Linked DNA regions of Mus musculus: regions 1, 2, 3 and 5 are each linked to region 4. A link is a loop called in an ENCODE intact Hi-C map of the cell type or tissue named here. Cell type or tissue: heart. All regions are shown on one strand.

Evidence for each region. A loop is a pair of places that touch in the nucleus more often than their neighbours do. Peaks named below come from ENCODE experiments on the same cell type or tissue, not always from the same donor. Only the 100,000 strongest peaks of a DNase experiment are listed, where the experiment ranks them.
Region 1: a loop joins it to region 4, with 9 times the contacts of the local background. A loop is called at or near these places in 32 of 42 quality-filtered maps.
Region 2: a loop joins it to region 4, with 5 times the contacts of the local background. A loop is called at or near these places in 13 of 42 quality-filtered maps.
Region 3: a loop joins it to region 4, with 6 times the contacts of the local background. A loop is called at or near these places in 15 of 42 quality-filtered maps.
Region 5: it touches region 4 in a loop (6-fold over the local background); 7 of 42 quality-filtered maps call a loop at or near these places.

What each region holds. Positions count from the first base shown.
Region 1 is chr19:4,307,462-4,312,461 of GRCm38, forward strand. No RefSeq gene overlaps it. Among named protein-coding and RNA genes, the nearest start is that of Grk2, 3.7 kb to the left of the region's middle. In heart, a CTCF peak has its summit at 2,619 (motif pointing left); a DNase peak (open chromatin) is centred at 2,540.
Region 2 is chr19:4,414,709-4,419,708 of GRCm38, forward strand. No RefSeq gene overlaps it. Among named protein-coding and RNA genes, the nearest start is that of Kdm2a, 20 kb to the left of the region's middle. In heart, a CTCF peak has its summit at 2,721 (motif pointing left); a DNase peak (open chromatin) is centred at 2,693.
Region 3 is chr19:4,202,901-4,207,900 of GRCm38, forward strand. It overlaps Gm30082 (a long non-coding RNA gene), which reads left to right. Exons shown (of 4, transcript XR_388289.3): 4 at 1-340. It overlaps LOC102631992 (a long non-coding RNA gene), which reads right to left. Exons shown (of 4, transcript XR_003952884.1): 4 at 2,349-5,000. Among named protein-coding and RNA genes, the nearest start is that of Gm30082, 3.7 kb to the left of the region's middle. In heart, CTCF peaks have their summits at 483 (motif pointing left) and 2,156; DNase peaks (open chromatin) are centred at 899, 1,331, 2,772 and 4,271; H3K27ac peaks cover 495 bases; H3K27me3 peaks cover 1,735 bases.
Region 4 is chr19:4,255,081-4,260,080 of GRCm38, forward strand. LOC102631992 (a long non-coding RNA gene) reads right to left here and starts at 2,625. Exons shown (of 4, transcript XR_003952884.1): 1 at 2,257-2,625. In heart, CTCF peaks have their summits at 924 (motif pointing left), 2,673 (motif pointing right) and 4,298 (motif pointing right); a DNase peak (open chromatin) is centred at 2,691; H3K4me3 peaks cover 1,621 bases; H3K27ac peaks cover 843 bases.
Region 5 is chr19:4,440,073-4,445,072 of GRCm38, forward strand. It overlaps A930001C03Rik (RIKEN cDNA A930001C03 gene), which reads left to right. Exons shown (of 3, transcript NR_045990.1): 2 at 3,670-3,716. Among named protein-coding and RNA genes, the nearest start is that of Rhod, 3.1 kb to the left of the region's middle. In heart, CTCF peaks have their summits at 1,374 (motif pointing right) and 2,581 (motif pointing left); DNase peaks (open chromatin) are centred at 399, 1,789 and 2,569; H3K4me3 peaks cover 1,473 bases; H3K27ac peaks cover 954 bases.

The sequences.
Region 1 (5,000 bases), 52 kb after region 4:
CCACTACAGCCTCCTGAGAGTCCTCTGACCTGTCCATTTCTCAGGGTTCCTAAAACTGCCCTCTGATACAGGCTCTGACCAGAATGGCTGTCCCCAAATCTAGATCTGATGGGATTACTGTACATTCAAGGCCAAACAACAGCTGTCTAGTGCCCCAGAGCTACCAAGAGTGAAAAGTCCTGTTTTTGTTTCTGGTTTTGGTTTTTCCAGACAAGGTTTCTCTGTGTAACCCTTGCTGCCCTGGAACTCACTCTGTAGACCAGGATGACTTTGAACTCAGAAATCTGCTTGCCTTTGTCTTCCAAGCGCTGGGGTCAAAGGTGTGTGCCACTATACCCACCTGAGACTGCCAAGTCTCCTTTGGTTTTGTTTGTTTGTTTGTTTGTTTTTTTTGAGACAGGGTTTCCTTGTGTATCCCTGTCTTGGAACAGGGTGTAGACCAGGCTGGCCTTGAACTTGAACTCAGAGATTAACTTGCTTCTGCCTCCCAAGTACTGAGATTAAAGGCATGAGCCACCACCACCTGTCAAAAGTGTAAAATCTTAAGGGGACATTTTGGACCCCAATTTTCTGCTGCCCAAGCCAGGTTCGGTTGAACAGTAACCTGTGCTTAGCTTTTTTGAAACAGAGTCTCACCATGTAGCCTTTGGTTAGTTTGAAACTTAACTATGTAAACCAGGCTAGCCTTGAACTTATAGAGATTTATACCACCCTAGTGGCCTAGGTGAACAGTCTCTCTCTCTCTCTCTCTCTCTCTCTCTCTCTCTCTCTCTCTCTCTCTCTCTCTCTCGTTTTTGAGACAGGGCTATGGAGCTGTGGCTGTGCAAGAATTCACTATGTAGACCAGGCTGGCCTCAAACTCACAGAGTTTGCCTGCCTCTGCCTCCTGAGTGCTGGGATTAAAGGCGTGCACTACCAGCGCCAGGCTGGCGAGTCTCTTAAACTGAAGCATGAATGGTAGAGTCCTGTTGCCCTCTTTAGCTTGGTTCCTGCCATCCCCTAAGAATCTCCTCTCTCTGTTAGTTCTTCACTTTGGGCTTCTGCTTTTCCATGGACCTGGAAGCCCCTTTATGTGCCTTCTTCCATAACCAATCCTGCTGTTCCTTTCAGACCCACGCCCTGATGCCCTGACCCCAACTGTATGCATGTTCCATTCTACATTTAACACTACCAGGCCATATTGCTTTCATTTAAAACCATCGTCAATCAAAACATTCATTGTTGTACATATAAATTGGGGGAAGGCAGCCATTACATCATAACATCTCTACACCTGAATGTCAGGCATGTTGATATATGAGGAGAGATACCCACTGACTTCCACTGTAATTGATGCTCCATGGTCATCTCTCTCTTTTTTTTGTTTTGTTTTTGGTTTTTGGTTTTTCGAGACATGGTTTCTCTGTGTAGCCCTGGCTGTCCTGGCACTCACTTTGTAGACCAGGCTGGCCTTGAACTCAGAAATCTGCCTGCCTCTGCCTCCCGAGTGCTGGGATTAAAGGCATGCGTCACCACGCCCGGCGGTCATCTCTCTCTTGTGTGCATATGAACATATGTGTTACAAGTATGTGTGCATATTCTGTGAGTATGAGTGCATGCATGCTATGTGCAGGTATGTGTCTGGTCAATCTTATATATAATTTTTCAGGATCCATCTATATACTCATTTTAATTAATTTTAAGATTATTATTATTATTAGTTAATTAGTTAGTTAGTTAGTTAGGTTTTTTTTTTCGAGACAGGGTTTCTCTGTATAGCCCTGGCTGTCCAGGAACTCACTTTGTAGACCAGGCTGGCCTCGAACTCAGAAATCCGGCTGCCTCTGCCTCCCGAGTGCTGGGATTAAAGGCATGTGCCACCATGCCTGCCTTCACGTACATGTTCTGAACACTTAACCACCGAGCCATCTCTCCAACCACCCAGTTCATTTATTTTGAGACAGAGTCTCTCAAGTGGGACATGAAGCCTCATAAATCCACCTATCTCCACCACCCCAGTGCTGGGACCGTAACTGTGTGTCACAGACCGGCTTTTTATGTGGGTATGAGGGACTGAAGTAAGATTGAAGGAAGCACTTAGCCAACTGAATCATCTCTCCATTGTTCCTGGCTCATTTCAGGCCTAGACTCAGACAAGCATTGATGTTTGATGAATGAATGAATGAGTGACCACACTCCTGAACACATGAAATGTGAAGCAGAAGAGGGCTAGCAGCTACAGCAGAAGCAGTGCCCCTGACCTTCACACAAGCACTGCCCTGACTCTCTGAGACTGGGCCTAAGAGCACAGCCCCACCCTGGCCTGGGTTTTCTGGAACAGTTCCTATTTAAAAAAAAAAAAAAAAAAAAATCTGCCTGAAGAACTTGTCAGAGCAGAGTCTGAGTGTGGGTTTGGAGATGCCAGCCATCCTTTCAGTACCTGGAAACCCAGATGGACCATCCCACCCACAGCCCCACCCACTGTCCCAGCCAGACCTTGTTCCCAGGGGCAGGTCTCCTGGGCATCCTTCATGGATTCTTGAGACCTGAGAAAGCAGTTTCAGTCTGCCAGGGGACCAGATAGTGTGAAGAGGCCTCTGGGCTGCTAAGGCTGGTCTTTGAGGTGGTGCTGCCACCTAGTGGTGTATAGGAGGAAGGTAAACTTGTAAACTTGACCTTTCAGGCCAGCTTCAATCATTTCCTTCTTCCTTTTCTTTTCTTTTTTCTTTTTTTTTTTTTTTTTTTAAAGATTTTTTTATTTATTATATGTAAGTACACTGTAGCTGTCTTCAGACACTCCAGAAGAGGGCATCAGATCTTGATCTTGTTACAGATGGTTGTGAGCCACCATGTGGTTGCTGGGATTTGAACTCCGGACCTTCGGAAGAGCAGTCGGGTGCTCTTTCCCACTGAGCCATCTCACCAGCCCTTCTTTTCTTTTCTCTTCTCTTCTCTTCTCTTCTCTTCTCTTCTCTTCTCTTCTCTTCTCTTCTCTTCTCTTCTCTTCTCTTCTCTTCTCTTCTTTCTTTTCTTTTCTCTTCTTTTCTTTTCTTTTTCTTTCTCTTTTTTTTTAGATTTTTATTTATTCATTATTATGAGTAAGTACACTGTAGCTGTCTTCAGACACACCAGAAGAGGGTGTCAGATTATGGGTGGTTATGAGCCACCATGTTGCTGGGATTTGAACTCAGAACCTTCGGAAGAGCAGTCAGTGTTCTTACCCCCTGAGCCATCTCACCAGCCCCTTTTCTTTTCTTTTCTTTTCTTTTCTTTTCTTTTCTTTTCTTCTCTTCTCTTCTCTTAATTTTTGGTTTTTCGAGACAGGGTTTCATAGCCCTGCCTGTCCTGGAACTCACTCTGTAGACCAGGCTAGCCTCGAACTCAGAAATCCGCCTGCCTCTGCCTCCCGAGTGCATTTCCTTCTTTCTACAAACCAAGTCCCATATCCAGATTGTGCTGGACTGGGCCAGGATGCTGGCAGTGCAAAGAGGAGAGGACCACCATTTCTGCTCACGGTGATGGTAAGTGCTGAAAACTTAGTCCACACTGAGCTCCTGATCCCACCACTGTAACCTGCTCCCTCCTCCCCTTGAAGTCTCCATCTTCTAAAACATGATGAGTCTTCTTCAACTCCTTACCTGTCTGATTCCCTTAGATGCACCAGCACCATCTGTGTGAAGCACAGTAGCCTCTTCTCAGGCTCCCTGTCTTTCTATTGTGGCTTTCACTGCTTAAACTCTACCTCGACTGGTCTAGGGCCTAGGATGACACTCATTTGCTTCCAGTGGCCTGTGAGACTTAAGAGCCCTGCCTGGCCTCTGCATCTCTCAGTTAGGTACCCTCCCTCCACATCTCTGCTCTTCAGCCTCTCTGTATCTTGAACAAAAAAATTTTTTTAAGATTTATTTATTATATGCAAGTACACTGTAGCTGTCTTCAGACACCCCAGAAGAGGGCATCAGATCTCGTTAAGGATGGTTGTGAGCCGCCATGTGGTGCTCTTAACCACTGAGCCATCTCTCCAGCCCACAAATGTGTTATATTATCTATCTCTCCAGCCTAAGCTGGGCTGTGCACCTTTCCTCCATATGGCAGGCTCTTGCTCAGCCTGTTCTTTTCTGAACCTTTATGTTCAGAGGGCAACTGTTCCCGTGTGTGCTGATCAGTAGTACGTCCCTCGTGGCCAGCATGCAACTTGGGTTGGCCCTGAACTTGTGTGACAACTTTCCTGGTTCTGTTTCCCCAGAGATAGAAACTAGCTACTACCTTCCTTCTCTTCCAGTTCAGGGGATAGAATTCAGGACATTTCAGTGATGGAGAGATGGTTCAGCAGTTAAAAGCACTCACTGCAGTCTTTTAGAGAACCTGGGTTTGATTGCTGGCACCCACATTGCAGTTTACAACTTTTTGTAACTGCAGGAAGTTAATACCATTTTCTGACTTCCACAAGCACCAACCACTCATGGTACACATACATAATGTAGGCAAAACATATATACACATGAAAGAAAATAAATTTAGGACCTTTCACATGCTAGGCAAGTGATCTAGCACTGAGAATTATTTCATGTGTGTGTGTGTGTATTTTTTTTTTTTTTTTTTTTTTTTGGTTTTTCGAGACAGGGTTTCTCTGTATAGCCCTGGCTGTCCTGGAGCTCATTTTGTAGACCAGGCTGGCCTCGAACTCAGAAATCCGCCTGCCTCTGCCTCCTGAGTGCTGGGATTAAAGGCATGCGCTACCATGCCCGGTGTGTGTGTGTATTTTAAAGGGTCTCACTATATTGCTTCGTTGTTTGGCCTGGAATTCACTATGTAGCAGGCTATCCTTGAACTCACAGAGAGCATCTTTCTTCTACCTCCCCAGTAGTGCTTGGAGAAAAAGGCGTGCTACCACTGGTGGTTTGCTAACTGCTCTTGTGTCAACTTGACACAAAGCAGAGTCATCTGAAAGGAGGGAATCTTACTGTAAGATCCAGCTCTAAGGCATTTTCTTAGTTTGCTTTTTACAGAGGAGGGCCCAG
Region 2 (5,000 bases), 160 kb after region 4:
AAGTAGCCTTGGTTTCTGTTGCTTATGTTCTTGCACTTGCCTCTCACCATCTGATTATCTGTGGTCTTGCTGTTTCTGACTGTGGCTTGTCCCTCCTGTAAGACTGTGAGTCAGCACTCCTGGGAGACCAACTCTTCTCCCAGCGGGATTGGGTATGAAGAGCTGTGGCACAGGATCAGCTCTCAGGCACAGATGGAAACCAGAAGAGAAAAAAAGATTTCTATATCTGAAAAACACTGAAATGTGGTCATCAGACTGTTAAAATGGCTCAGTAGGCAAAGGTGCCTGCTACCAAGCTTGAGTTCAATTCCCAGCCCCATATACTGGAAGAAGAAAACTGACTAGTGTTTCCTACACATGCATCTGCATGCCTCTCTCTCACTAAAATAACTAAAAAGCAGCTGTGGCTGGTGGCAAAGTCCTGTAATCCAGCACTGGGGAGACAGAGGCAGGAGGATAAATTAAAGGTCACTATCAACTACATAGAAATGTAAGGTCAGACTGGGTTTCATGAGACTCTGTTTCAAAAACAGAAACAAAAACAAACAAACAAACAAACAAAAATCAAAACAGCTCAGGGTGCTGCTTGTGTTATGACTTTTCCTGAGATGTAAGCATCCATTCAGATAATAGTGAAACAAACCAGAGAAACAGGTCTATTCAAGTGTAGTTTAGTGAGCCAGGAGACTGAGGGACTCAGGCAGCTGCATCACTGAGAGACTCACTCCCCCCAGGATGGGTAGTAGTACGCCCCTGGATCTACTTGCATAATTCAATTTAAAAGCTGGGCATGGTGGCACAGTCCTTTAGTTCTAGCACTTGGGAGGCAGAGGCAGGTGGCTCTCTAAGATTGAGGCCAGACTGGTCTACAGATCAAATTCCAGGACAGCCAGTGCAACACAGAAACCCTGTCTCAAAGGACAAAAACATTGGGACATTAAGAAGGCTCAGTGGATAAAGATGCCTACCACCAAGTCTGCTTAACTGAGTTTCATGTTTGATACCAGAACCCACATAGTGGAAAAGAATTGACAACCTCAAGTTGTCCTTTGATCTTCACACAGGTACTGTGTCCTGAGTGCATGCATGTGCGCATGTGTGTGCAATACCATAGTGCATATGTGGAAGTCAGAGAACACTTTGGTTCTCTTGTTTTACTATGTGGCTTTCTGGGGATAGAAGTCAGTTTGTCTGGCTGAGCTATCTGATATATTTTCCAGAAAGCTTTTAATACCTCTCATAATTATTTCAGATAATGACAGGATTTGATAAGAGAACCAATTCTCTTGGAAGGCCTTGGGGAAAGCTGTGCTAGCAGCCGAGAAATCCAGGGCTCTATCTAGACTGTCAGGCCATACAGGACAGTGCCCCAGGGCTCCCAATTAGCTCTTTGGAATAAAGTTCTCTGTTTTGAAATTAGACAGCCTCCTGTTAATCCAGGAGGAAGGAACCAGGTTGGAGAAAGGGTGAATGAGTCCTTGGGGTTATTTACATATCTATCATTTGTTTACATCTCAGTGAATCCTCCCCTACTCTAGCGCCCTATAGGTTGCAACCTCCTCCAGGATTACACCCCCTTGCAAGAGTGTCACTTGCTTAGTCCTGTTGACTGTGGAGAACTGGGAAGGACAGTCATACAGCCACTAGGCATTTAGTGTTTGTTTTCTCTTTGTTCTGGGATCCTTGGTTGTTTGGGTTTCTTATTTTGTTTTGTTTGTGTGTTTTGTTTTAGACCAGGGTAGGTTCATAGAGATCAACGTCTATCTCTGAATTAAAGGCCTATGCTACCAAACCCAAACCCAAAGTGGTTATTTTAAAAAATTTAACCATATTAGTCGGGAGAAGTCTGTGTAGTAGTCAGAGAAAATCCCTAGGGTTGGTTGGTTCTCTAGATCTTTTTTCTGCCCTGTTGGCGTTAATGTTCCTATCCTGGACTGGGCCTTACGGCTGAGCTGCCACATCCACAAGGGAGGACTTCCACAAGAAGATAAGGTGGCTAATGTGCTTGCCTAGCATGTTAGAGGACCTAGGTTTTATTCCTAGTACTGTTAAAAAAAAAGTAAATGAACAATAATTTTAGGATAGTTGTATTTGTTGATTGTGTATGGGCACATGTTGGAGGAAGAGTGGAGGTCAGAGCATAATTTGTGGGTATAGGTTCTCACCTACTATATGGGTCCTGGAGCATTAGGCTTCATAGTAAACATCATTAGCTGAGCCAGCTTGCCAACCATGGGGCTATTTTTGGTTTGTCTTGGCTGGCCTGGAATGCATTGTGTAGACCAGTCTACTAAAAAACTCACTGAGATGGAGACACACCAATATTTTTCCAGAACTTCCCTCAAATTCTGGTATGGGTTGGGAGCTGGCCAACTGGTGGTCCTCAGCCTCTGCTTCCTTCATTTGCGCTGACAAACGAGACTGGTCTGGGTTACCTGAGCTGTCTGGAGTAGCTACATACAGGGTTCAGATTCAAATGCAAAGGGACTGTAGGTTTGGGACAACACTGTGTTCAATCTAGGTTCATTCTATACTGACCAAATAGGCAACTAACAGGACCACTCTGGACATTGGGTATTTTTCTTTAGTAAAGTATTGGTGCAGTAAGTGTCACTCCTCTGATGACAACCAGGGGGAATGGTATGCTAGGGCAAGTCACAGGCTGGCTGGCCTTCTGTAACCAGGTAAGGTTGCTCTTCCTGAGCCCTGCTGCCCTCTACTGGTCGAAATCCAGCTATAATGAGACTCATTGTCCAGAGTCCAAACACCCAGCCTTGGTCAGCCCATATTATCTTCAATACTGTTCTTTGTCCCCCTGAACCTTGGTTTTCTCATCTGTAAAGTGAAGAATTGTGGATACCAATGGAGGCAAAAAGTCACCAAGGTTGTCCAGAAAGATACAACTATAATCCTTTTCTTGAGATAAACAGGAACAGGAGTCCCCAGAGCAGCCCCGTTGCAGATGTAAGGTCTTTTATTCTGTAGGAAGTACCTTGAATTCATCCTCTTAAGATCAGAGGCCAGCTGTGCTGTGGACTGCAGAGCAAATGTCATGTCACATGCCAGTCTGCTGACTGTGATCTTGTCTACAAAGCTCTCATGCAGAATTAAAGACAGGACTTGGGGGACAAAGGACACATGCTGCTCTCTGCACTGCAGTCCCCATCATAGTCACTGTTGAGTATGACTCTCATCAGTGCCTACAGCAGGAAGGAAGACTAACATCCTCAAGTTCCCTCCTCCCACAGCTTCTGGAGGGCTTGAGTGCCCTGCCCTCTCTCTTAGGTTGAGATGAAAGGACCAGCCTTGAACACACTCATATGCTTGCTCTGGCTTCTGGCTGACAGAGCCAGCAGCAAGCCTGCACAATAAATAATTACTTTTATATTTCATAACTAGTTAGTAGTGTCTACAAGTGGACAAACACTATTAGCATTAACATGGATTTTTAATGTATATGGGTGTTTTGCCTGCATTCATGTATGTGCACCACATATATATATATGGTGCATACGGAGGTCAGAAGAAAGCATTTGGTAGTCTGGAACTGGAGTTACAAATGGTGGTGAGCCTCCTTATGGATGCTGGGAATTGAACCTGGGTCCTCTGGAAGAGCAACCAGACTCTTGACTGCTGAGCCATCTCTCCAGCCTCACATTAACTTCTTTAGAGATAGGGTGTTTCTATAAGCCAGGATGATACTGAACTCCAGATTCTCTTGCCTCAGCCGACCAAGCGATGGCATTGCAGGTATATGCAACCATGTTGTTGTGTTAGCTCTTAATTCAACCAGCCTTTACAATCAAAGGTGCTATTATCTGCATTTGGGAATAAGGGAACTGACAACTAAAAGTATAGTTAAGGAAGCTAAAGAGAGGCAGGAAGATCTTTGCAGTTCAGGACCATTCTGAGCTACATATAGTGAGACTTTGTCTCAAAACAAACAAACAAACAAAATCAAAAAAAGGGGTCAGAGAGATGACTCAGTGATTAAAGAAGAACATTTGCTATGTAGTCAGGGTTTGGATCTCAGTATCTACATAACAAGACAGATGTCTGTCTGTCTGTTTGTCTTTGTCTGTCTGTCTTTGTCTGTCTGTCTCTCTCTGTCTCCATCTCTCTGTCTGTCTGTCTGTCTGTCTGTCTGTCTCTCTCTCTCTCTCTCTCACACACACACACACACACACCTGTTACCCCAGCTCCAAGAGAGGGCAGAGACAAGAGGTTATCTGGAGCTTGCTAGCTTCCCAATTACATGAAAAAATGCAAGCCCCGAGTCTAGGGATAGGTATTTCCTGAATGGAAGAGATGGAGAGTCATAGAATGGACTCCTGATGTCCTCTTCTGGCCTCAGGCATGTACAGCCAACATATAGACACATATGCACATATAAGTAAATACATCTTTAAAAACACAGAAAAGTCCTGACAATAACAACAAAAAACTAACACAAGCAAGCAAGGCTACACACTTGGTTCATTATGCAACTCGGACTTTGTAACTTTTCGTATTTATTTGTGTGCGTCCCACATGTACATATAGCGATCAGAGAACAATTTGTGTTTGTTCCTCTATGTGGGTTCTGGAGATCAGGGATTTTGGGGTTGTTAGCCTTGGTGGCAAGTGTCTTTACCATCTTTCTGGCTTCTTTTATTTTGAAACAAGGTCTCACTACATAGCTCCTATTAGCCTTCAGTTTGCTATGTAGGTAAGTAGACAAGGCTGGCTTTGAACCTGTAGCAGTCTTCCTGCTTCTGTCTCTCGTGTACTAGTATTACAGTCCTGTTACCGTGCTTTGCTCCAAAGCCAGGACTTGAAGCTAGGAAAGTCTCTTTTTTTCACATAGCTAACCTGTTTCTCAGAAGCATCTGACTAGAGAATCAACGTCCACATTCCACACTCTGCCATTGTAGAGGCGTGTGGTAGGCTGCTCCCATTTTAGATCTCATTGTTCTCTGGGCTAGTCACAGGGTACTTTGGATCTTTCGTATCAGCTTCAG
Region 3 (5,000 bases), 52 kb before region 4:
TCACTGTCTCCTACCCCACATGATCACCTATCTCCATAGCCCTGCCAGGCTCTTAGCGGCCACTCTGGCTGCTTCCAAGGCTGTAGCCTGCTTCTCCCATGCTGACTTCTCTTCCTGGGCTCAACAGCAAAGGTTCCCTCAGCAGAGAAAACCCTAGGCTTTGAGCCATGGTGTGTCCCAGTTTCCTCTGTGTTTAATATTTGTGCTTCCTGCTGTTGTGGCTGCTGCATGTGGGCAGGAACTGCTTCTGTTTTGTTTATTGCTCTGTGTACTTCCCACCCAGCCTAGGATCAATAAATAGGTGTTGAGCCAGGTATGGTGGCTCATGCCTATAATCCTACCACTAGCGACTCGAGAACTTGAGAGGCCAGCCTGGGCTATATAGCAAGACCCTGTCTCAAAAAAATAGAAAAAGGAGGGCCTAGAGAGATGGCTCAGTGGTTAAGAGCACTGGCTGCTCTTCCGGAGGACCTGAGTTCAATTCTTAGCAACCACATGGTGATCTGATGCCCTCTTCTGGCATGCAGTACAGATAGAGCACCCATATAAATAAAAGAAATACATCTTTTTAGAAAGAAAGAAAGAAAGAAAGAAAGAAAGAAAGAAAGAAAGAAAGAAAGAAAGAAAGAAAGAAAGGAAGGAAGGAAGGAAAGGAAAAAGTTAAGTATGTGGCACAGTTTAACCAGGCTGCTCCACCCTCCACCTCTGCCCACAGCACCCCCTCTCCTGATAACTCTACTCTCCCATGCTTAGCCCATGTTCGCACAGGTTTGTAATCTCAGGTTCTTGGAGGGCTGGGGTGGAAAGATTGAAAATTCAAGGCCTATTGAGATGACAGAGAACGTTCAAGGCGAGCCAGGCGGGTGGGGGGGGGGGCATAAGCTGCTTCTGTGCGGCCTGAGGACAGGAGCTCCGCAGCCAGCAGCGGGCCCAACAGGAAGAACCCCGAAAGCTGCCCGCTGACGCCCACAAGCACTCCACGGAAGGGCTGCCAATCTCACACACACTAATAATAGATGTAAGAAAAAATAAAGGGCTGGAGTGTAAATCTGAGTAGAACACATATCTAACATTCAAAAGCCCTGGGTTAAACCAGGCCTGGTGGGGCACTAATTTAATCCCAGGAGAGGCAGAGGGGTCTACAGAGTGAGGGAGTTCCTGGGCAGCCAGAGCTACACAGAGAAACCCTGTCTCAAAAACAAGCAAGCAAGCAAGCAAATCCCCAGTGCTTCCTGTTTCTTCTTCTTAAGATATCCTCCCACCCTACCCAGGACTGGGTGAGATCTTAAAACATCCTCCACTTCCTCCCCTGTCCCCTGCCTGAGCAGCCAGGCTGTCTCAACAGGAGACAGAAGGCGAGGCTCCCTGGAAGACAGAAGGCTCCCTGGAAGCAAAGGAGACGGCTGCTGATTGACCTGTTCTGTCCCTGACATACTGGGTGTTAAGGTGCTATTCTAGTGTATATGAGGTCGTATATACTAGGAGAAGGAGAAAGGATACTTTAGAGTGATCACCCTCCTGTTTTCTCACTCAATGCCAGAAACCTGTAGTACACTGGACTGCGGAAGGTAAGGAACAGGATGCTCGCCCAGACTCCCTCCAACCTGACACTTAAGATCCTGAAGGGTTTCCCTGGGGTGTAATCCTTGCAGACAAACTCTTCTAGGGTCTGTTCCCTGCCCCATTCCTGGGTTGTGAGTCTAGTATGGAGCTTTCCAATCCACCATTCTGTCTTGCAGTTAGCACATCCAGTCATGCAAGTTTACCCACAAGCACAGTAAGAGGGGGAGGGAGCTGGGACCCACGGGAGACGTTATTATGTTGAGTGGGAGATGGATCACCCAAAGAGGGCTTGGGTCCATCCTGAAAGTAGAGCAAAATGTGAGTCCAGCTCTGTGCACAGATGGCCTGGAGCAGGCCAAGGCCCCTCTGCACCTCCATTTTTCCCTCAAATGCAGTTGCAAGAGATGATGGGATGACCTCAGGATTCAACCCCCAAACTTACGGTGTTCACCTCACCCCATGTTGGAGGCAGCTTCCTACAAAGGTTCATTTGCTTTGTGTAAATGTAAGTGTATCTGGGACGGTGATGAAGGGTGGCTGCCACTGCAAACCCTCAGAGGCATCCTCTTGCCGGGACCCAATTCCTTCTAGAACCACTTCCCCCTAGCTGTTTAGGGCTGAATCACATCACAGGGAGCCCAAAGCTGGGACTTGGTGCTCAGCCATCCACTGCATCAACACATACAGCACACATTGGGTGCAATTTTCCAAGTTTGGAACAGAGACAAGATAAAGCTCCCTGATCTCCGAGTATGGTGTGTAGGTGCTACAGGGAGGACAAAAGGATACTGGGAGAGGAGAGGGGAGGGGAATGCTGGGAGAAGAGAGCCTCCTCTAGAACAGCATGTCCAGGTAGGGCATTTGCCTGAAGACCTGAGGAAGGGAGCTACAAAGTGAGAGCCACGGCTCTGGGGCTGGGTTGGGAGGGTCACACAGGGCAGCTGACAAAGAACAAGGCACTACAAGTCATTGTGAAGCTGCACCTTGGGGAAAGGCAGGAATCTATGGCTCTGGGAATATGCTGTCACGTGGGAGTTTTGACAAACTGGCGTAAATAGCAGAAGTGCAGAAGAGTTTGGAGAGTTGGGGTTCACCTGGGTTTGTCTTGGTATAGGCTGTAGATACGGCATTTGTGTGCTTACTCTGGGGTAACCAAGTAGACATGGCAGCTCTGAGATGTTGGGGCACTAGGAAGGGAGAACACCATTTGGCCTGCCTGTGACGCACGTGTAGCACACCAGGTGCTGCCAGCCCCCGCTGCCAAGCCCTGCCCAGGGTTTCTTGTTACCTGGCATCTGCCCCATCAATCAGAGCGATGTTTGGCACGTACCATTAGTTTGATGAATCTATGCTGAATAAGTGAAGAACAAAGATTCAGAACCTTTGCAAGACTTGAATTCTGGCTCCATCCAAAGTTGTGTGAAAATGGGCATTAGGCTGGTGGGTTTTTTCTTCTTCTTAGAGGTGGGGTTTCTCTGTGTAGCCCTGGCTGTCCTGGAACTCACGCTGTAGACCAGGCTGGCCTCGAACTCAGAAATCCGCCTGCCTCTACCTCCCAAGTGCTGGGATTAAAGGCGTGCGCCACCACTGCCCAGCTAGGCTGGTGCTCTTAAAGTCTGAATTTTCTAATGTATAGACTGGAGGTACTCAGGGTCACTCCTTTGATGAGCTACCGTGAAAGTTTATTTAGTTCATGTGTACAAAGCTCTTTCAATCTGCTATTGCAATGATGGTATCCTATCTGCTCAAACTGTGTAGTCCATCCTTACTGTAGCCTAAGAATCAGAGAGGGCAACAGAGCAGACCATCAGATTAGTCCAGGATGAAGGGATCCTGGAGGAAAGTCTCCCCAGGAGAAGGTACAGAGAAAGGCATGGAGCCCACAGGCTGGAGAACCTTCTATGACTGTGTCTGGGACAGGAGGAAGAAGCAGCCCTTGAGAGCAGCTAAGAAAGCAGGCTGCTGCTCTTTTGAGCCACTATGTGGTCCTTCCATTCTGGGTTTTCGCTGGTCCTGAGCCCCCAGAGCAGGCAGGATGGTAGTGCTTATGTCTTTCAGGGTCTTCTGGAGGTTCCCATGGGATAAAGATATGGCCACACTCTAGACACACAGACACAGTGCACACACGAGGGACCAGGACTTTTCAGTCTGCAGGGCTGGAGGTAGAGGGAAGAAGGAATGGAATTTTTCAAACCCACAGGGGGATGGAAAGGGGGAAGCTCAGCTTGTTCACCAAAACCTGGCATGCTGGAGTTACAGGGCCCCCTTGGAGTGCAAGTGAGGTAAGTTTAGGACAAATCAAAGGCAGCATGCTTCACCCAGCAGGGGAGGACAGCGATGGAACTCATTACCCCAAGATGTGGTCCCGGTTGGAAATATAAATAGCTTCACAAAAGGTTTAGATAAATCCACGGATGACAGCTCCATTCATGAGTTAGAAGGGAAAAGAGGCTGTTTGGGGGCCCCCTGGGCAGGCATCAGGGAGGCAACCTGACCTCCCTAAAGACCACCCCTTGGGGGTCCTGTTAAAGACAATACCATTGCCACAGGAATTCCAGAAGGTGACAGAGTTTCTGTGGACCAGGATATGGCCCGAGTCCCCTGTCTCCTGAATGTTCCCTACACTTAACCAGCCACCGCTGGGGAGACATGGACATCAACCAGCTCTAGGGAAAGCAGGTTGGCCAGGCTGTCCCCCTATGGGACCAGCAGAGGGAGACAGACACCACATCCAGTCCCAGATCCCAGGGCAAATCCAGGGTGGCTGGCCTGACCCTGGGTCAAGCATGCATCTGTGGGTACCAGTCTTGATTCCTGTCTTATTTTAGGTCCCATAAGAGGAAACAAGGCAAAAAAGGTGTCATTCCAAGGTTTTCTTGTGGACATGAAGGAGCTTTCAGGATATAGAGACAGAATGGGGAAGGATCACAGATTAAAAGCAGGGTTGCTTTAGAGCTAAGTTGCCTGCCTCTATGATCTTAAGCAAGTTGTACAATTTGTGCTTTGGATTCCCATGTGATAAGGTGGCACCTGCAATAGCACCCGCCTCAGGTGGGCTGTGTGAGACTGTCCGTGGGGAGGATTTAATTTTTAATGTGTAATTAATTAATTTTTTTTTTTTTTTTTTTTTGCACTTCCAGGCAGGTAAGTAAGCAGCAGCGGCATGTGGGAGACTAGAGGATTCTTGAATCTCCTTGGAGCTCTGCAATTTGCAAAGCCTTTGCTTCACTGTTTCATGTGAGCCTCACCACAACTCTGAGGATTTTGTGAGGTGGAGAGGGTCACTTGTAGCTGGTGGATCTGGGCCTCCACTCTACCCAGTGCAGAGGATAGAACTCAGAACCCTGCTTGTGCATGCTCAGCCACTGCAAATCCCAGTCTGGAATTTCTGATAACAAACCCCCTGATGGATCGATCTGTCCAGAGTCCTTGTTGGG
Region 4 (5,000 bases):
CCTGCACTGGAATCTCCAGAGCACAGTGACCTAGACCTCGAATGCTACATGAATTTTTACTTAAGTGTTTGGACTCATGATCACGTCTCTGTCAGATACTATGTTTTCTGGGAGCAAAGGCTGTATTATATACATCATCACATTCCTCAGAGTACCCACACAGTACCACATACATAATAGGTGTTTAAAGTGCTGGGGTGGGGGTAGGGGGAGGTTTAGGAGAGATAGCTCAGTGGCTTAGAGTACTTGTTACTCTTGCAAAGGGCCCAGGTTTTATTCTCAGCACCCATATGGAAGCTCAAAAGCATTTGTAATGTCAGTTCCAGGAGGATCTGATGCCCTCTTCTAACCTTCATACCAGGCATGTACATGATGCACATACATACATACATACATACATACATACATGCATGCAACCATGCATATACATATACACAAAGTAAAAAAAATTAAAAATCTACAAACAAATGTTTTATGGCATAGCATCCACATCAAAAATGTTTGTTAGCTGAATCGAGGCGTCTTTGTGACGATATGGAATACTCAGATTAGAATATAAAGAACATTTGGGGCCTGAGAGATGATTTAGCAGTCCAGGGCCACTCTTGCAGAAGATCTAGGTTGCGTTCCCAGCATCTACATGGCAGCGCACACTGTCTGTTAACTCCAATTCTAGGGGCTCTGACGCCCTCTTCTGTCCCTTGTGGGCACTGCATGAATGTTATGTACAGACATCTACAGGCCAAACACCCATACACATCAAATAAAAAAATGAATATTTCGAAAATGTTTTGTAATGGCTGGAGAGATGGCTCAGTGGCTAAGAGCACCGACTGCTCTTCCAGAGGAACTGAGTTCAATTCCCAGCAACCACATGGTAGCTCACAACCATCTGTAATGGGATCTGCTGCCCTCTTCTGGCATGCAAGTGAACACGCAGATGGAGCACTCACAAATTAAATAAAATTAAAAAAAATATTTTAAGTATATTCAGTGACTTTCATATAACAAGTAAGTACTCACATCCTCTAGGAATCCTAAGGGAGGAAAAGCACCTTTCCCGCCCTCTGACGCTGGACCCTGAATCCCCCTCATGCTGTGCCAGGAAGTGCACCGCACAGGCCTTCGGCACTGAACCCTGCCTGCAGGAGTACACTCAAGCTCCCTCTTCACTATCCTGCCTGAGAAGAATGGATATGCCCTGAAATTAGGACTATTCTAAGAAGCACTAGTCTTAGAATAGTGCTTACTGAATGCAGGCATTGAACTAAAAATGTAATGTTATCTCATTTAATCATTAAAAACCTGAGGTGGGCAGTGATGGTGCAGGACTTTAATCCTAGCTCTTGGGAGGCAGAGGCAGAGGTGGGGGTGGGTGGAAGGGGATCTCTGTGAGTTTGAGGACAGCCTGGTCCACAGAGTGAGTTCCAGGACAGTCAAGGGCTACACAGAGAAACCCTGTCTTGAAAAACAAAAAACAAAACAAACAAAACACAACCTGAGGTGGGGGCCTAGTTCAGCACTTAAGAGCACTTGTTACTGCAGAGACTCGGTTTGATTCCCAGCACCCACATGGGGGGCTCATTACCATCACTGACTCCAGTTCCACAGGATCTGACATCATTTCTGATCTCCATTAGCACCAGGTCCTCACATGGTGCACATACATACAGACAGACAAAACACTCATGCACATAAACCTATACCCAAATCACACACCTAGGTCGACTAGATCTCATCCCAAGCTGAGAGTCTTGCTTAAATCATCTCATTCCCCACCCTCCACTCCCTTTTATTTCTTTGCACTTGGGGAGAGGCAGCAACTATAGTTGTAGGTTAAATTGCATGGCTAGAAAACATCTTGAGGATTTTTTGATTTGAATGCCATTTTATTTTGTTTTGTTTTGTTTTTTGAGGCTGGCCTGGACTCGATGTGTGTGTGTGTCGGGCTGATCTTGAACTCAGAGAGATCAATTTCTTCTTAAGATGTGCACCACCACAGCTCAAGTACCTTCCTTATTTTACAGAGACTGAAACTTCTGTTAAATGAAATAAAGGAATTTGTCTCCTATTCCAGCGCAAACCCAATTGTACTGGGCGGAACAAGGACGAATACTGAAACTGGGGATCAGCCTGCGGTTCGGACTTCTTTGGAGACATCTAGCACGGGTCTCCTCCCAGGCAGGATTCTACTTCCACGTTCACTCAACTTGACCCACCATCCCCGCCCACTGTCTGCTCGTTCCCGAGGAGTACCTGTGTGTGTGCCGCGTAGGCCCTCCTCTGGAGGGTGACAAGATTTAGAAATTGGCTCAAGGCGAGAGGCACCTTACAGGTCAGAAAGCCAAACTCTGGTCTCGCCGAACTCCTCAGGACGCCGAGGCCCCGGGAGCGCGTGGACTCCAGGACACCCAGGAGAATTTGGCAGTGCTGGTCCCGGGTAGCAGGGTAAGTTCCCCACTTTGTCCCTGTAATTGTCTGCAAACCCGGTCCTACCTCCTTTGTATCTGAGGGAGCAATATTCTAACAAACCGCTCAGAGTAACTGTCCGGATTACTCGGGGTCGAGGTTCCTATGGAAACGAGAGGACGTTCTTTGCGCCTGTGCAGTTGCGCTAGGCACACTGGGAAATGTAGTTTCCAATTTGCCACTAATAGGCCTGAGGAATGGACACAAGATGGCGCCCGAGCGTCGCGGTTGATTCTAACGAGCCGGAGTCTCTGCCGACGCTGTAGCTGCGGCCTGAGGAGAGGCCGCCCAGGCCTGAAAGGTCATACTCTTGGATGCCCTGCCTCTGAGGCGTCTACGGTGCGGAGTAGGGGCGGAAACGCGAGCTATGAGGAGGGGTTGATTTTGCTATGTTTTTAAACAGCCTAAAGAGGTGTTACCCTGACTCCGGGCGCAGAGTGACCACTAGTGATCCCGTGTCGGCACAAGAAGACTTTGAAGGTGGGACCTAGCCCAGGATGGGGGTAGCCTGAGAGATATGAGCTCCTCATTACCCCAAGTGTTCAAATCGGGGCTACGGTATCAGGGGAGAATTGAATGGGGCCCCTGAGCGCTGGGATGTCTGACTCTGTAGGAGTTGGGTGTTTGCAGGCGGTTTTCCACCCAGAGCCCTGCTTCAGCACCAGTGTGAAGTCAGTGAATTGACCTCTGAGAAACAGCCGTCCTTGTGTCCAGAGTTAGGCTCCTGGATTGAAAAATCTAGAAACCAGAGTCTGATTCAGGCTCTATTAGATATGTGGTAGTTTCTGTTGCGTCTCAGTTTCTAAACACTGGTACTTACAAGGCCTGCCCTTTGCCCCTCTGAGAGCGTTGTCAAGTGATTTGGGTGTGTAGATTGGATGGCTCTTTAAGGAGATAGACACTCCCACTTACACTTACTGTAAAAAGGAGCATGAAATTAAAAATGTATATAGTTTTTGCTTTAGCAATTTTAGAAATATGACCTACAGATTTAATAGCAAACGAAATATTTAAGTAAACAAAAATACAGGCAGAAGTGTTTAGTGAGATGATGCTTGGAATGGGGTTTTAAAATGTAGACCGACTGTTTATCATAAACGTCACTTATAGCTCACCAAGTGACGCATGCCTTTGATCACAGCGCTGGGGAGGCAGAGGCAGGCAGAGCTGAGCTTCAGGCCCACTGGCCTACAGAGTGGGTTCCAGGATAGCCAGAGTTACAGAAAGAAACCTTGTCTCAAAAAATAAAATAATTTAATAAAAGGTCACTTAAAATACAAAATAGAGCTGGGCAATGGTGGCCCATGCCTTTAATCCCAGCACTTGGGAGGCAGAGGCAGAGGCAGGCAGATTTCTGAGTTCGAGGCCAGCCTGGTTTACAGAGTGAGTTCCAGGACAGCCAGGGCTACACAGAGAAACCCTGTCTCGAAAAAAGCCAAACCCGGGCTGGTGAGATGGTTCAGTGGGTAAGAGCACCCGACTGCTCTTCTGAAGGTCAGGAGTTCAAATCCCAGTAACCACATGGTGGCTCACAACCATCCATAACGAGATCTGACTCCCTCTTCTGGAGTGTCTGAGGGCAGCTACATACAGTGTATATATAATAAGTAAATCTTTAAAAATAAAAAAAAAAATTAAGAAAAAGAAACCAAACCAAAGTCTATAAAATTGAATATTTATGCTTATTTAGTGTGTGTGATGCTTGATGTTGAACTCAGGGCCTTGAATATGCTAGGCAAACTCTTTTTTTTTTTTTTTTAAGACTTATTTATTTATTATATGTAAGTACACTGTAGCTGTCCTCAGACACTCCAGAAGAGGGCATCAGATTTTGTTACGGATGGTTGTAAGCCACCATGTGATTGCTGGGATTTGCACTCGGGACCTTCGAAAGAACAGTCGGCGCTCTTAACCACTGAGCCATCTCGCCAGCCCAGCTAGGCAAACTCTTTACCTGGGTTGGTTGGTTGTTTTGTTTGTTTGTTTGTTTATTTGGTTTTTCAAGACAGGGTTCTGTGTAGCCCTGGTTGTCCTGGAACTCACTCTATAGACCAGGCTGGCCTCGAACTCAGAAATCTGCCTGCCTCTGCCTCCCAAGTGCTGGGATCAAAGGCGTGCACTACTACTGTTCGGCGGCTACCTGGGTATTTTTAAAAATTGGGGCATATCTTTATGTGAAAGTGATATGAAACTCATGGTTTGAAGTTATTTTAAAGTTTTCTGTAGAGTGTTAATATGCTGTTGTCTAGGGCCAGTGAGAGGACTCAGTGGGTAAAGACACCTGCCACCAAGCCTGAGTTTGATCCCTGGCACCTACATGTTGGAAGGGGAGAACCGACCCCCTCCAGTTGTTCTCTTGGCCTCCACATACAAGCTGTGGCATCTGTGTATACACACACACACACAGAGTATAAAATTATAATTAAAATGTAAATGCTATCACCTGTATTTCAGAAGAACACACACACTAGTGTATTTGATTTCATAACCATGAAGCATCTTTGGGGAGTCCTAGTAGCTAGGATAGCCGT
Region 5 (5,000 bases), 180 kb after region 4:
TGTCATGAATGGTTCATATTATGGTATATAGTATGATGGCCTTTTAGTTTTATTTTTTACGCGTGTGGGCGTTTTATCTGCATGTATAGACATAGACATGCATCCTGGTGTCCTCTGCACTCGGAAACCCTGGAACTAGAGTTACAGACATTATGAGCCACTATGTGGGTGAACCGGGATCCTCTGGAAGAGCAGCCAATGTTCTTAACCTCTGGGCCATCTCTCCAGCTCTTTGGTATAATGTTTAATCAATGCAGATGATCCTTAGTTTCTTAGAGTCTGGGGACCCTGCACTGTTCCGATCAAAACCTCGACTCTGAGAAGCCTAGAATAGGAGGTGTCAGGACAGGAGAAAGGAAAAAGGGGCTCTTCGAAGAGACTGGAGCAAGGTAGCCACGCCCCCACTTCTTAGCGACAGGACAGAGGGCGGGACTTGGCTGAGGAGCTAGTATCTGGAGGGTGGAGCACTTTGGATTTCAGGAATAAATCTTACTTTTCTCTAAATCTCCGCAACCTTCTTTGTGATCAGATTTTTCTTTTTAACTTTTGGTGAGCATAAGTGGGCTGGAAATGTAGCCGCGCTGCCCGGATGCTTAACCAGCACTCATGAAAGCCTCGGTCCCATTCCCAGTTCCACATAAACCGGGCTTGGAGATCCATGCTTCTAATTCCAATACTGATGAGGTGAAGCCAGGAAAATCTGAAGCTCAATGTCAGCTTGGCTGTTCAGTGAGTTCAAGGCCAGCATGGATTAGATATTCTGTCTAAAAAAGAGGGGAAAAAGGTCTCGCCTGTCTCCCCAGACCTCAGACTGGGTGTTTAATGGAAGCTAAGTGGACCATGGTCAGAAGTCTTTGGGTTTCACCTCCATGACTTCATCTCCCATTGTATTCAAAGTCAGGCAGTGAAGAGGACCTTCAGCCCTATTTGATCCTCACTGTGTCTCAAGGAGGCAGTTTCCAGTTTCCCTCTGGGCCAGAGGTCAGCTGTATGGAAGGAGCCTCCCAGAAGCCTCCCCAGCTCCACCTTTTGGATGCCCCTTTCCCGAAACCGCCACAGGGCTGGGCGGGACTTGGCATGAAGCTGGGTGTGTGGCTGAACAGGATGCCCAGAAGGAGTGGTGAGGAGCCCCCCCCCCCCCAGTCAGCTGTCAGCCTTGTCATCCCTACCTGTCATAAGGCCAGTCTGGGAGGCAGGTGGAGCTAGACCAAGGGTGGAGGAAGCTGAGAGTCAGGCGGAGGTGGCCTTGGTTGCTATAGGGATAATCACTCTAATGACACACTTGACAACTGTCACACGTTATAGTTTCTTTGTATACCTCATAATAACAACACATACTAATGGGTGATAGCTGCTATTCAGGGACTGTCCACCAGGAGGCAGGATTTGCTAGTTCCATTTTGCAGAGAAGGAAACTGGTGACTTCTTAAGGGGGACCCTACGGCTGTCCCCAAATCTCAGTTCTTGTACATTATTGCTGTCAGCTCTCACACTGTGAAGTAGGTTTCTACTTCTTGTTTTGGAGACTTGGGGATTGAACCCCAGAGGGAGGCAGCTGCTTGGATTGGGCCAGCCTCATCAACATTCTATGTTCAGGCTCCTGGGAAAAGCGTATCAGTCAGTCACTGACCCATGGCCATCTGCCCTGGTAGCCAGGAATTTCCCCAAATCTGACATTGCTGGACTCTGGACTACAATGTTTTCCTGACGTTTATTTTTGGAGTGGGGTGGGGTGGCCACACAGTTGGCCTCACTGGGGTGCTTGCTGTTTGCTGTTTTTCTGTTTACTGTGGCTGCTGCTGACTTCCGGCCGTGAGTGACTCAGCCCCCCTTCAGGCCCCATCAATTCCAAGCCGAGAATCCTTTATGAACCCCGTGTAGCATGTGACTGCCCTGGAGGCCTCAGAGTGGCCGGGGAGGTGGGGCCAGCAACGGTCTGGAATGTTGTTATTGGTGCTGCAGGTCTCCAGCAGAGCCATGACCCCCTCAGAGCAGGGGCCACAGCTGACCCATTTCTGTACCCCAGACTATCTCAGACTGGCGCCAGCTGTGGTTCCGGATATTATGTCTAATTGACAGGCTGGCTGGACAAACATAGCAAGAGAAAGGAAAGGATAAGTGAAGAAAAGAGGGAGTAAAGGACAGAGGAAGCAGAGGGGGCAGGAAGGAAGAAGAGAAGGACGGAAAAGGGGGTTTGAAAGAACAAGGCTGGCCAAATGGCTGAGTGCTGTGGTGGCACATGCCTGTAACCCCAGGAACTCAGTAGGCAGTGGTTTTCTGTGAGTTCAAGGACAGCCTGGTCTACATAGCAAGTTCCAGGCCAGCCATGATTATGTAGTGAGACCCTGTCTCAAAAAGAATAATAAGTGCATAAATAAGCAAACAGATGAAGGAGAAGTGCACACAACATGTGACAAGAGGCGGGGGTGTGTTCTGCAAAGAAGTCATTACCTTCCACTCTCTACTTGCTCCAAGAACAAACCTAACTTTCTGCCCCATTTTCTGGCCCCCCTTCTATAATCCCCTGCAGCTAGGCATCACAGGCTGTTCTGATTCTTTACTGCCACCGTGTGGCCGCTCTGCTCTCTGCAGGTTATTCCTTGGGCTTTCCTCTGGGGTTCCTGGCCTAGGGTACTGGGTGTTTGTGTGGATATGGTCTTGCCTTTGGGAAGGCTTGGGTAGATTTCCTCAAGCCTTTGTGTGTGCACTTCATGGCTTCTCTCTTTAGTTCCAATCATCAGATTCCAGAAGCCCTTGGGCTCAGCACAGACTATGCCACTCAAAACTTTGCCCTCACATAAACCTAGCACCTGTTGTGTGCCAGACACTTGGCACATGACATTTTAGTCTGTCCTTTGACGTATATATGATTCCTATGCACCTTTGAAAAATGAAGAAACAAGAGGCTGGAAGAGGAGAAATAGCTTGACTAAGGTCTGGCTGGAAGTTGGAGGAGCTAAGCCTTAGACCCCATCATTGAGTTCCAGAGTTTGTTCATGCATAATCTTCAAAAATTCTGCCAGGGTGGTAACAAATGTCTCTAATCACAGCATGTGGGAAGCAGAGGCAGGAGAAAATGGAGTTTGGTGTTATCCTTATCTACAAAGTGATTTTTTTTTTCTTTTTAAGACAAGGTCTCTCTGTAGCCCTGGCTATTCTGGAACCCACTCTGTAGACCAGGCTGGCCTCCAACTCAGAGATCTGCCTGCCTCTGCCTCCCAAATGCTGGGATTAAAGGCGTGTGCCACTGTGCTTGGCTTATATAGTGAATTTGAGACTACCTCCATATCTGTGAGGCTCTGTATCTTAAAAAGAGAGAGAGGGAGAGAGAGAGAGAGAGAGAGAGAGAGAGAGAGAGAGAGAGAGAGAGAGAGAGAGAGAGAGACAGGAAGGCAGAGCGACAGCTCAGTGGCTCGGAGCACTTGTTGCTCTTGCAGAGGACCTGTGTTCGGTTCCCAGCACCAGGTGGGTAGCATACAGCCAGTAACTCCAGTTTCAGGGGATTCTATGCTCTCTTCTGGCCTCTGTGGACAGGGGGCAGACACATGGTACATAGACATTCAAGCAAAATCTAAATGTAAAATGAAAAATCTTTAAAATTTAAAAACATAAAGCTGGAGGTGTGAGGAGCCTTTTGTGAGCTAACTTGTCTAAAACTCTCATTTTCAGTTGCAGAAACTGAGGCCCCGAGAGTACAGTGACTTCTCATACTGCAGGTAAGCAGACCCAGGTCTTTGTCCTGCAGGACAGGACCTGGAAGATGCCTCCTCCTAAGCAGCTCCCCGCTGCATGGACCTCCTCTTTGGCTTCCCCTACGTGCCCTGCTACTTACTGTTGGGCTTACCCAATGGATGAACAGGGAGGAAGCCCTGTGGCCACCTCAGCACTTGCTCGCTCTCCTGAGTAACTTGTCACTTTGGGTATGTGCAGGCAGAGAGGTGGCTCAGGCAGGAGACGGAGGAGAAGGTAAGTGATGCTGTCGTCGGTGGGGGCTGAGGGATGCACCTTCCTCTTCCTATGGGCAGGCCTGCCTCTGGCAACACTGGGTTAGTTATTGGCCTCCGCACCTTTCCTTTTGGGTGGGTTCTTGGTGAGAGGGGCCTGGAACTCTGAAGGCAGGTCCATAGACCTGGGCCGAAGGAATAGGAAAGAGGAAAGGGTGGGGAAGGAAGGGAGCTTGGGAAAGGGAAGTGCTAGAGACAGGCGGAGGGAATCATGGAAGAAGATGGGGTTGGGGCTAGTCTTCCAGTCACCCCAGCCATCCTGCTTTCTCTCCAGTAGCGCCTCTGATTTTTAAGAAAAGATTTGATTGGTACTTTATGTGTTATGTGTATTAGTGTTTTGCCTGCATGTGTGTAAGTGAATCACAAGCATGACCTAGAGGGCACCAGATCCTCTGGAACTGGAATTCCAGACTTGGGAGCCGCCATGTGGGTGCTTGAAACCAAACATGGGTCCACAGCTAGGGCAGCCAGTGCTCTCAACCTCTGAGACATCTCTCCAGCTCTGAATATCCCTCACTTTTTTTGTTTGGTTTGGTTCCCTGACAACTTTGGCTATCCTGGAACTCACCCTGTAGACCAGGCTGACCTTAATTTACAGAGATCTGCCTGCCTCTGCCTCCCAAGTGCTGGCTGGGATTAAAGGTGTGCGCCACTACTGCCTGGAGAACATCTTATATTTCAAGTTCTCTTTAATGCACCCTAAACCTAGAGATTGTTGAGTAGTCCACCCTGCTCACCACCTCTGCCTACAGCTGTGCTTGTTCCCTTATCTTACAGGTCTTCAACTCCCCACTGAGCCCTTTTCTTGTCCCCTCCTGCCAGCAAAGACCTTCTGCCTCATCTGGGATGCTGGTGCCTTCCAAGCCCATTTCCCATAGCCTCTCAGGTCTCTGTAAGGCTATGGTTTTCCAGACATGGGGCACTAACTAGTCTGTGGTCTGTGCCCTATGACCTACGGGGGATGCTGCAAGTTTAAATTTTCTTTGTTCTTAAGCT